2 separate regions of the Mus musculus genome follow, and region 1 is linked to region 2. Evidence: chromatin loops called from intact Hi-C (ENCODE). Cell type or tissue: gastrocnemius. All regions are shown on one strand. Links, peaks and the distances in the headings refer to the core of each region. The heading gives the core; the rest is flanking DNA.

The links. Peaks named below come from ENCODE experiments on the same cell type or tissue, not always from the same donor. Only the 100,000 strongest peaks of a DNase experiment are listed, where the experiment ranks them.
Region 1: a loop joins it to region 2, with 2.1 times the contacts of the local background. A loop is called at or near these places in 11 of 42 quality-filtered maps.

The regions. Positions count from the first base shown.
Region 1 is chr19:11,962,898-11,968,217 of GRCm38, reverse strand. It overlaps Osbp (oxysterol binding protein), which reads right to left and starts at 2,374. Exons shown (of 14, transcript NM_001033174.1): 1 at 1,922-2,374. The coding sequence starts at 2,277. In gastrocnemius, for the core only: no CTCF peak of the experiment used is centred there; DNase peaks (open chromatin) are centred at 1,886 and 2,583; H3K4me3 peaks cover 3,210 bases; H3K27ac peaks cover 3,296 bases.
Region 2 is chr19:11,909,683-11,915,056 of GRCm38, reverse strand. Patl1 (protein associated with topoisomerase II homolog 1 (yeast)) reads right to left here and starts at 2,658. Exons shown (of 19, transcript NM_172635.3): 1 at 2,480-2,658; 2 at 598-709. The coding sequence starts at 2,494. Gm31092 (a long non-coding RNA gene) reads left to right here and starts at 2,650. Exons shown (of 2, transcript XR_386559.3): 1 at 2,650-2,961. In gastrocnemius, for the core only: no CTCF peak of the experiment used is centred there; DNase peaks (open chromatin) are centred at 2,746 and 3,250; H3K4me3 peaks cover 3,234 bases; H3K27ac peaks cover 2,862 bases.

The DNA.
Region 1 (5,320 bases), core at 1-5,000, 53 kb before region 2:
AACCCAAGACTACACATTATTAAAGCCCTTAGATAATACAGTTGGTTTTTTGCTTGGTTTGGTTTTCATTGTTTTGTAGCTATGGTTCAAACTCATAAAGATCCACCTGCCTCTGCCTTTTGCTGGGAGTAAAGGCTTGTTATCACTATATCTAGCCCTTAATGTACAAGTTTTAATATGAGGAATCAATGTTACTAGAGATTTATAAACCAAGTCAGGATATGAATCATTAGAATAGTAGTCAATTAAAACAAGACATGGAGCTTGAACAGATGGGAAAAAAAAATCTCTGAGCCAAACTAAAACTTTAAATGTATGTTATAATCCTAAAATGAGTTATAGATGAGTAGGAGAAAGGGTTATATTAAAATTAATTCAGAACACAATAATGAAAATGTCACACCTACTAAACAACTAACGTTGCTTAAGCATCAAGGATGAGCTAAGGCATTTTCTATGTGAGGAGCGATAAAAATGTTCCCACCAACAGCCTATAACTCTCGTCTTCAGGCTTTCTTTAAAATTCTCTACGAGCCAAGCCAACGATGTTCATGGAGGTTATTCGTCCCCCATGGGCCTCCTGATAGGAGAGAAACTACTGGTGAAATTGAAAAGGAATACAGGCTGAGCCACGCCCCCAGCAGTGTCTTGGGTTCCCAAACTGGATGGACTGTGGGAAGAGATTTCAACCAGAAATGGCGTTATTATTATACTAAGCAAATCCCTCTTAGAGTAGACTTCGGTACTTTCTTCATGAGACACACTGTAACACACTCTATAAACCTAAACCGTGTCTTAGGTGATTATCTCTGTATCTAACTGGTTCACGTAGCACTAACCTAGGTTTTAGGTTTTAAAGTATGAAGAGTAGTTTCAAATCCTGATTTCTCCAAGACCCTGGGAGAGCTGCGCATGCTGAGTCTGCTTTCTTGTCAAGAACATGGGAACATGTCCTAACTCCCAGGGAGATAGGAGATCTATGCGCACTAAATGAACAGTTGCATGTAAGACATCCAGCCACAATGCAAGGCTGTTGGGAAAGCTTATAACCTGTCCTCCAATCACCTCTCAACACCTCTGTCTAGTAATATAAGCCCCGAAGTGTGACATGTTATGACCATGCTATGAGTCACAGTAAGTATACATTAACCATACCAAAATAAGCACTGTGAAACCTTAACAATCATTTCAAAAACATGTGTTCTTCCTTTAATAAAACTTAATCTTAAATAAAACTAAAAGGTGCACGGTGACTGCTGGATAAGACAGTCATTCCCATGGGAAGAGGTGGGGCAGGCAAAAGTAAAAGCTATGGTAGAGTACACATCTCTATTGTGGACTGTCTAGACCGAGAAAGTACGCGCATGCTTGAAGAGGTAAGACATATGGTGGACAGAATCCCAAAGTCTCCCTGTGTGTGGTATTCTGATGTCGGAATGTGTATTCTGAGTAGACATGGGCAGGTATATCAAGGGTGTATCAGAAACATTAAATTTTAGAGACTAGAGCACAAAAAGTTAGGAGTTGTAACTTCCACTGTAAGTTCCTGAGGGACAGTGCCCGGGCTCGCGCTGTCTGTGCCCCTCCAGCTTCACAACAGTGCCTTACTTGCAGAATTAGCGATTGCACCCACGTGGTAGCGGAAATACAATGGCAGAGCAGATGCTCTCCAAACAATTGCTGACAGGAAAGACCCAGGGATGGAGGCAGATGAGGCACTAGGGGCGGGTGACAGCGGAGACAAGAGCAGTGTGTCAAATCTGCAGGTTCTGACTTCTGCAAGCTGTCAACCTGTGCAGGTGACAGACAGCGACCCAGGGCGACCTTGGCAGTGAAGCCAGCCGGCGGAGAGTGACAGCGCGGGTCTGTGGGCTGCACAGGGGGGGAGGCCAGGTGAGCGTGGCGCCCCGGAAGCAGTTACCTGTAGTAGCTTAGGAGCCCGTTGCTCAGCACGAACCATCGCCGCTGGTAGCCTTTGATGTAATTGGTCCATTTGAAGAGCCAGCCCTCTCTAGCCGAGCCCGAGCCCCCGGCGCCCGAACCGCCCGAGCCCGCGGCTGGCGGTGCAGAGCCCGGGCCGCCTGCCGCCACTCCTCCGGCCCCGGGGCCCGGGCCGCCCGCCGTCGCCGCCGTCGCGGCCGCCACCCCGGGGCCGGGCCCCGCGTCCCCGCGTCCGCCGCCGCCTCCCACCGCGGGTGGACCCGCGCCGCCGCCGCCCGGAGCCGCGATGGCTGCCGGGCCCGGCCCCACCACTCCTCTCAGCTCGGTCGCCGCCATGAGCCGCCGCCGCCCGGAGAGACACGACCGGAACCGCCTACGAGCTCCGCCGCCGCCGCCCGGAGCGCCCAACACGGCTAGCGCTTCAGCCGCCGCCGCGCAGCGTCCCCGCCCCGCCAGCCCCGCCGCGGGAAGGAGGGCTCGACTGCCGGGAAGGAGGGCGGCGATTGGTGCCGCCAAGTGTCACTTGCGGAAGACCCCGCGGACATTGGCATTTCTCTCGGGCCTGTCATGCTACTCCGCCCAGTGAGAAGCTCAAGGCGCGACGCGTCCTCCAGGCCTGCTTTCGATTGGCTAACAGGAAAGCCAATCAGGCAGGGCTACAAAATCATTGGTGGCTTTCCGAAGTCCGAGGACGGGAGAATGCAGAGCTCACGGCCGGTTTGGCCTCCGAATGGCTAGTACTTCCGTCAGTCATTACAGTTTATGCTTCTGTCATTGCCACGTCACCCCCGCCCATCGCGCTGCCCTTCATCCTCTTCCGCCCTTACGGATTGGTGGTTGATATCAGCTGCTCAAACCTTTCTACCAATTACTGAATGCATTGAAGTAAATGGGGCAGAGTCCAGCCTTCACATACTCATTCTTATTTTTTATTGGCTGACACCTATGTCTTTCACCTGTCGGTGGAGAGGCAGGGCTATGATTGGAGATGATTGGTTCTGGACATTGTCAGTGAAAGCTGCAGTTGGCCGAGATAGCAAATAAATTCATGGATGCACAAGTGGGCAGGCACGTTTGCAGCTTTAAGGAAGTGATGGGTCTCTATAAATGCTCTTGATGTGGGTGTGCTGTGGAATTCCCTCCTTCTCAATTGAGACTTGCAGATGGCCTTAATAAAGAGAGATGGATGGTTCCTGGGTCTCCTAGGGATTCCGTTTTCATATCCTGCTTCCGGAAGAACCCAGAGAGAGCTTCCTCGGCCCCCTCCTGGACTCACGACTCCTCCAATCCTCACCCCATTCCCTTTCCTGGTCTACCCTCTGTCTCTTCACTCTAGATTCTAATACACTTCTATTAATTCTGACCATCTAGTTGCCGACCTTATTTACGGGGAGAATAGATTGGCAAAGACCTACTACCTACCTTTATATCTCTTTTCCAAATCTAAAGGCCCTTGTTAGGTTTAGTGTGGTAAAAACACAATTAATTCTCTTGTTTATTGCTAGGGTTTTGTTTTGAACTGGGTGTTGAATGATTAGATTTGATCAGCTTAATTACAGCTGTGTTAGAGGTCACAAATTTCAGTAACTAGTCCAGCATTGAGCTGTTGTGAACTATTATTACAAAAATAGCCAAAACCTGCATTTTGGGGAATCTAACACCTATTACAGTGTAGCAGTTTTTGACCTGGCAGTAGGAATAGGGTTTAACTTTTATTTATTCATTTCTTCTGATTTGTGTGTGTGTGTGTGTGTGTGTGTGTGTGTACACCTAAGTGCAGGTACTTGTGGATGCCAGCAGAGGGCATAAAATCCCCTGGAGCTGGAACTAAAGTTGGTGGGTAGCCAACCCATAAGAATACTGGGAACAGAACTCAAGTTCTCTAGAAGAACAGGAACTGTTAACATCTCTCCAGTCCTAGGAGTTGCTTTTAGATACTGTAAAAAACTATTTACCTCATGAATATCAAGAAGTAATCTAAGCTGGGAGGTGTCGGCACATACCTTTAATCCCAGCTCTGAAGAGATAGAGGTGGGTGGATCTCTGAGTTCGAGGCCAGCCTAGTCTACACAGAGAAATCCTGTCTCAAATGGAAAGAAGGAAGGAAGGAAGGAAGGAAGGAAGGAAGGAAGGAAGGAAGGAAGGAAGGAAGGAAGGAGTGAATCTAGTCTGATTTGGAAAGCCTGGCTTCTCACTTTGGTTAAATACCTTTACAGGAAAGGAGTGGAAAGAGGGAGGGGGGGCCTTTGTAATCATGCAGTTGTAATAAAGCTCATTTGAGTTTTGACCAGCTGCAAGCGTCTGTAACAAATGGGAGCTGTGGTGCCACATGTCCCTCAGTTCAGTGTTTCAGGAGAAACACATACTTTTAAAACCAGGAGATCTTGCTGTCCCCGTGTCAACCTAGTAAGCTCACATCACTAACCCAGAGACAACATTCTTATGAGGTCCCTGTGATCTTGCAGCACAAAGTAGAAATGCCATTAGTGAATAAAACTGTCTTGCCAAAATAATTGAAACTGAATCAAATAAACCCTGGTTACAGGAGCTAAAGGAAGCAGTTTAATGACAGACGCAAAGAGACAGCCAAGGGGAGAATGTGAGGTCTGGGAGATGGCTCCAGGGTTGTAATGTTGCTCTTGCATGGGACATCCCTCAGTTCAAACTCACAATCACTGGTCACTCCAGCTCCAAAGATCCAATGCCTTTCACTTAACCTGGCACCTGCATTCAGGTGAACAAACTCACAAAGAGACACACATAGAGACACGTGATTTATAAAGACACACTGAGAATGTAGCTCAGTTGGTGGAGGGCTTGCCTGGCATGCACAAGAACCTGGATTCTACCCCCAGCACCACTCACACCAGGAGCGGGAGGCAATAAATTTATTTAAGACCACAGGGTGATTGATTCTGCTTGCTAATTAACAAACAGACATAAAGGCACAATTAAATGAGTATGGAATTGGATTCTGGCTCCGCAAAACTGACTTTAGACTTCTTCAGCACAGTTGCAAAGAGAACTGTCTCGGGCTGCCAGCCTGTTGTTAGGCAGTTACTATATTAGTTCAGTTACTGATGTTGGAGATCTGCAAACAAATCTTTAAGGTCTGGAAAACTGTGCCAAAGCATAGAAGTGAATGTTACACTACCAGTCATTTTCTTCAAAATGATTCAGCACAAAAGGGAAGAAAAGGAAGACAGCCACCTAATCACTGTTGGTTTTCATTAGTGAGACCGAAGAACCGAGAAACAAATTAAGGTAAGAAGAATTTATTTTTGCCTTATGGTCTCAGAAGTTCCCGTTCAGGGTCTCCTTGCTCCATGATTCAAGGCCAGGCTGGGCTATACAGGGTGATTTGGGGTCTGCGTGATAA
Region 2 (5,374 bases), core at 238-5,237:
TAAATGTCTACTTCCAATTATTTAAATTCCTTATATTGGCAACCTATAGCTACAGAGAATTGAGAATACCTGCTATTATAGGTGAAGCAAAGAGGCCCTGGTGAGCAGTACAGAAGATGAACTGCTATTATTTAGTGAAGACTGTATTATATAAACAAAACTGGGTCAGGAAGAACACTCAGCTCACCTGAGTAAATAAAAATCAATTTATGTACAAATCTGACAAATAAAATCAATTTATGTACAAATCTGACAACCTCAGTCTAACCCCCAGAACACAGCTGGATGAATTGGTCAACATCTGTAATCCGAATATTCTACTTTGGGACAGAAGATGGAGCACAGGAATGACCCAGATCTCTGGGTCACCTAGCCTTACATATGTAGCTCTGTGGAAGAAACAGGAGGGATCCTGGCTCAACAAGGGAGAATGTGAGCTCCAACTCTTGAGGCCTTCCTTTGGCCTTCACAAGACAGCCATGGAACACGCTTACCCACCCCCGCACACATGCATACACAGAAAACTCACATTACAGGTGGACCTAATACCAAAGTCGTGATGAGATCAACAAAGACAGTATAAAATATGTCACTTACCAACTGCACCTGACCCAAAGGTATCATCATTAAATTGATCAATTTCTTCATCTTCTTCTCCCAGGCCTTGAAATGCATCTTCATCTTCATCTAGAGGACAATCCTCCAAAGACTACAAAAGAAAAAAAAAGGATGATTAATTTCTCAAGACATTTATATAGTCATTTAAAGTTGGGCCTTTTTAATGATACAAAATTCCTTTATATCACTGTTTGAAATAGTGGTAATTATAAATGAATACTTTATCATCCTGAGTTTCATGTAACTTTTTCAACAAAATTCCATATTACTCATTACATCCCTGTCGTTTTCCCAATGCTTTTAAGTCTGTCCATTTTTCTTCCTCTTTCCTGTAGGACTAAACTCTAGCCAGAAAACAGAACACCATCTTTTTTAGCTGCAATTTAAGTTAAGCGTTAAAAAACAATCACAACTTCTTTCTACACTTACAAAGTTGTCTATGTGATAATGCTAGGTCCCCTGGAACTGTAGTTACAAGCTGTGAGCTGCCATGTGGGTGCTGGGAACTGAACCAGGGGTTTGTGGAAGAGCAGCCATCTCTCCAGCTCCCAGACACCTCTATGTCTCAGACTCTGTACTAGGTATTATACCTCTGTGCCTTAAACTGTAATTCTGAGCCAAACACAACTTTGAAAGAAATCTGTGTGAGGATTAAACACAGCAAAGATTTTAGAAAGCTGAACAAAAACTAGAATCCCCATCACATCTTGGGTATGCTCTAATTTATTTTGTTTTAGTTACTATTTCTCTAGGTACAGTCTGGCTTAGAACTCCTGATTCTCTTGCCGCAGTCTCCAGGGAGTAAAAATCACTAGACAAGCTTGGTATATCCTAATTTCAATCACTTATCCCAATACAGATTTATTCAGTTTACTAAGTTTTCTTTGCTTCTGGCAACTTCTATTCACAGTATCTCATCATCTCTCCTCATGTTTACAAAAAGTGAGTTGAGTCACAAGTGTAAGCTCAAGCTTTCTACTGTTTCCAATGTTTAAAGATTCCAAATTGGAATTCCACACTCTAGGGGAACAGCTTGTGATATAACTTACCTGGGAACTTTTAGGGGCCGTTTCTACCCAATCTTCCTCCCCCTAAAGAGCCAGCCCTGCAACTGCCTCCACACCAGAAGCAACTTCTAGCAACTCTCTATGAAATGGCAATCATCTACTGGACCAAATCAGGATGACTCGGTAAGGATTTCCCTAGCTCAGTCCTTAAACTACAAATCCGGAGTCTGTTTGGCCCCAAGAGTAGGAGTTGCTCAAGGTCACACAGCAGTAAGAGACGGTCAGCAAACAGCTCCGTTCTCCAAACAACGTCGCCAAACCCACACTTTTTCTCCCTTCTCCTAGAAGGAACTTCTGCGGGACACGCCCCCCTCCCCACTCCCAGCCTTCTTTCCAAGCCGACTGAAGTCTCAGCCCGAGGACCAGTCCCTGCCCCTCCACCTGACGGCAGCCCGCGTGCACAGGGCTGTGTGTAATCCGGGTGAAGGGGTTCCGGGGGCAGGGCGGGAAACGCTTCCGTGGGCATTCCCCGGGGATTCTGCCTCAGGAAAAACCACCGGGTAGGAGCCATGCAGGTCTCCAAGGCAGCTCCGCGAGCAGAGGCGCAAGCCAAGGGTCAGGTTACCGCACTTAACGGGCTCTCCCCGCCGCAAACCAGCGGCCGGCTCTCGCCAGTCCCGCCCCTCCGCGGTGCGCTGCGGGCCGCACCCGAGCCTCGCGGCCGAAGCGGGGTTCCCAGCCGCCCGCGCCCTGCCCCCTCCTCAGCCGCACAAGACCCGCGCGACGGGCGAGCAGAGGAAAAAAAAAGGGGCGCGCGGGCGAGGGAGGGGTCACTTCCGGTCGCAGCCACTCACCTCGTAGCGGAACATTCTTGGGGAGGGGGGAAGGGAGCGGGGAGGGGAGTGGGGGGAGGGAGGGAAAAGAAGCGCCGACTCCCCGGGCTGCTCCGCGCGCGCGGGTCTCCCACCGGCTCGCGACCCCTGGCCGCCGCCGTACGCCGGAGCGTGCGTGGGGACGTGCGCAGGCGCGCCTCGGGCTGGGCGGGCGCCCCGGCGGCGGCAGCTGCGCGGGGACAGATTTGGCGTTTGGCTTCCTAGTGTGAGCGGCGGGAAAGAGATCCCTAGGCGAGACACTGCGCACGCGCGGGCCGTCGGAGAGGGATGACCCAGAGAGCCCCGGCTTGCGGCTCCTCCTCCGTTTTCCTAACTGCACAGTTGCGCAGTGCTTTTGAGTCACGAGGTTCCCGTCACTGATTGGGCGGAGAAAAGCCTTGTGAATGTCACAGGATGCGACCCCCGAAGCGTCTCAGCAGAGAACATCGGGGATTTATTCTTGGGTGATTTCATTTAACGTCCAGTGTCCTCCTCGGGGTGCCTTGACTTGGTCTGTGAGGGGGGACTAGTATGGCAAGTCAGTATTCTTGGAAAGGGACAGGTCGCTGGCTGAATCAGTCGGGAGGCCAAGGCTGTGATTGATAGAGGCCAAAGTGTTGACAGCGTTTGGTTTTAGGAAAAAGACGAAGGCACATTTAACAAGGATTATCTAAGGTGATATTTTTAGATGCCAGGCCCTTCACCCCGTTGGAAAGCGGGAGAGCCCTAACGGGCCGCGCAGCCTTGGGGCTGGGGTCACCGCAGCAAGGTCGGTGAGCTTGGGCGCTGTGGACAGCCATTTCCGCTGAGGATGAAGCCCAGCGGAGTTTGTTCAGCTTCCGCCTCAGCACCCTGGTTCTAGAAGTCTGCTGCTTTGGTGCTTTATTGCCTGTAGCGAGACCGTTTGAGAGGGTGTCTTATTTTTTATTTTATTTTTGAGCCAGGGTTTCTCTGTGTAGCCTTGGCTGTCTTGTTATTCACTCTGTAGACTAGGCTGTCCTCGCAGAGATCCGCCTGCCTCTGCCTCACGAGTGTCACTCAGGCGGTTGTCTCACCTGGGAATGAATGGTGAACTTTAATTCCTTAACACGTTACTGTTAGCGTGACTGGATTAATCAACTAGTTTACTATAAGCATTGGATTTGAAAATAGAAGTTCTGGATTGGGAAACGTGTTTTTTCACTGCTGCGTGAAACTGGGCATGTCTTTCTAAACATCTGACCCTTCAGGTTTTCTTTCGTAAAATGGGTAAAATTATATCTACCTCACTAAGTAGTAATCGAATAGTTACATTCTCTGCTCTCTAGATAAGGAACCTGGAGGTTAGAGAGAAGTAGATAGCCTTAAGCTGCCCACCGGAAACTGTTGCAAAGTTGGCAGCTAAGATATCTGAATCCCCAAATCTGATCACTTAAGAGCAAATAGAATTGACTCTTGAAGAGAAGGCAAGGTAAGCTAATAAGTAATTTTCAAGAGTTATGAAACAAACTTTCATTTGTGAGGTAACAGGTTTTCACAATTACCCAAGTACTGAGAGGCTATGTAGACCAAGAGCTAGCAAACTCTGGACATAACTTCTTTTTTTAAGCCTGCCACCCCTCATTTACAAAACGTCTTTTGTTGGCTTGCTACTATTAGTTTTGTGCTGTGACCAAAATATCTGAGTAGACAGTTTAAATGGGGAAATGTTAATTTGGATTCAGGTTTCTGAGGGTGCAATTTGTGCTTGGTGCTAGCAAGTTTTGGAGTGGGAGTGTGTGGCAAGGGCCATTTGTTTCTTGTAGAAGAAGAAAAAACCTGAGCTATAGAAGAGGTTTAAGATTCAGTTTCCCACAGGGTCCCCAGTGAAGGTGCTAGAGAAAGAGCCTAAGGAGATGAAAGGGTTTGCAGCTCCATAGGAGGAACAACAATATGAACAACAGTATGAACTAACCAGTATCCCCAGAGCTCCCAGGGACTAAATCACCAACCACAGAGCACACATGGTGGGATTCGTGGCTCTAGCTGCATATGTAGCAGAGGATGGCCTAGCCGCTCATCAATGAGAGGAGAGGCCCTTGGTCCTGTGAAGGCTCTAAGCCCCAGTATAGGGGAATTCCAGGGCCAGGAAGCAGGGTGGGTTGGTGACCAGGGGGAGGTGGGGAGGGACTAGGGAGTTTTCCGAGGGAAATCAGGAAAGGGGACACCATTTGAAATGTAAATAAAGTAAATATCTAATTAAAAAAAAAAAGATTAAGCTTCCAAGGGGCACACACCAGCTGCCACTTCCTCTGACCTTCCAGGACTTCCCAGGAATGGCATCACAATTCCAAACCCTCATAGTTTGAATCACTCATTATAATCACGACACTCTCTTCATTAGATTACAGTGCTCATGATCTAATTTTCTCTGACAAAATCTTCAGACACACCCTCAAGTATGTGGACTACTCATCTTAGTAGTTGCTTTATCCACTCAGGATGACACGAGTCGCCATCACGTGCTATAAAAGGTCTGCGAGGTTATAAAGGAGACATTTTTGCCCTTGAAGCATGAAAATATTTAGTCAGATCTTACTTATTTTTTTATTTTTAGTTTCTTGATACAGTCTCTCTCTATATACCATAGCCCTTTCTATCCTGAAACTCACCATGTAGACTTTAGACTCACAGAGATCTGCCTGTCTTTGCCTCCCAAGGACTGGGATTAAAGGTGTGTGCCACCATGTCCAATTTAGTCTACACATTTAAAGAGTGAATTTGGTGATGCCAAATCTTGTTTTCTGGTCATTTAGAAATAAATAGTAAACAAATAGAAAAAAATTATGTTCAGAAACCCAATCTGTGAAGTAATCAAGAAAACAATGGAAAGTAGAACGTATTTAAAACTTCATGATA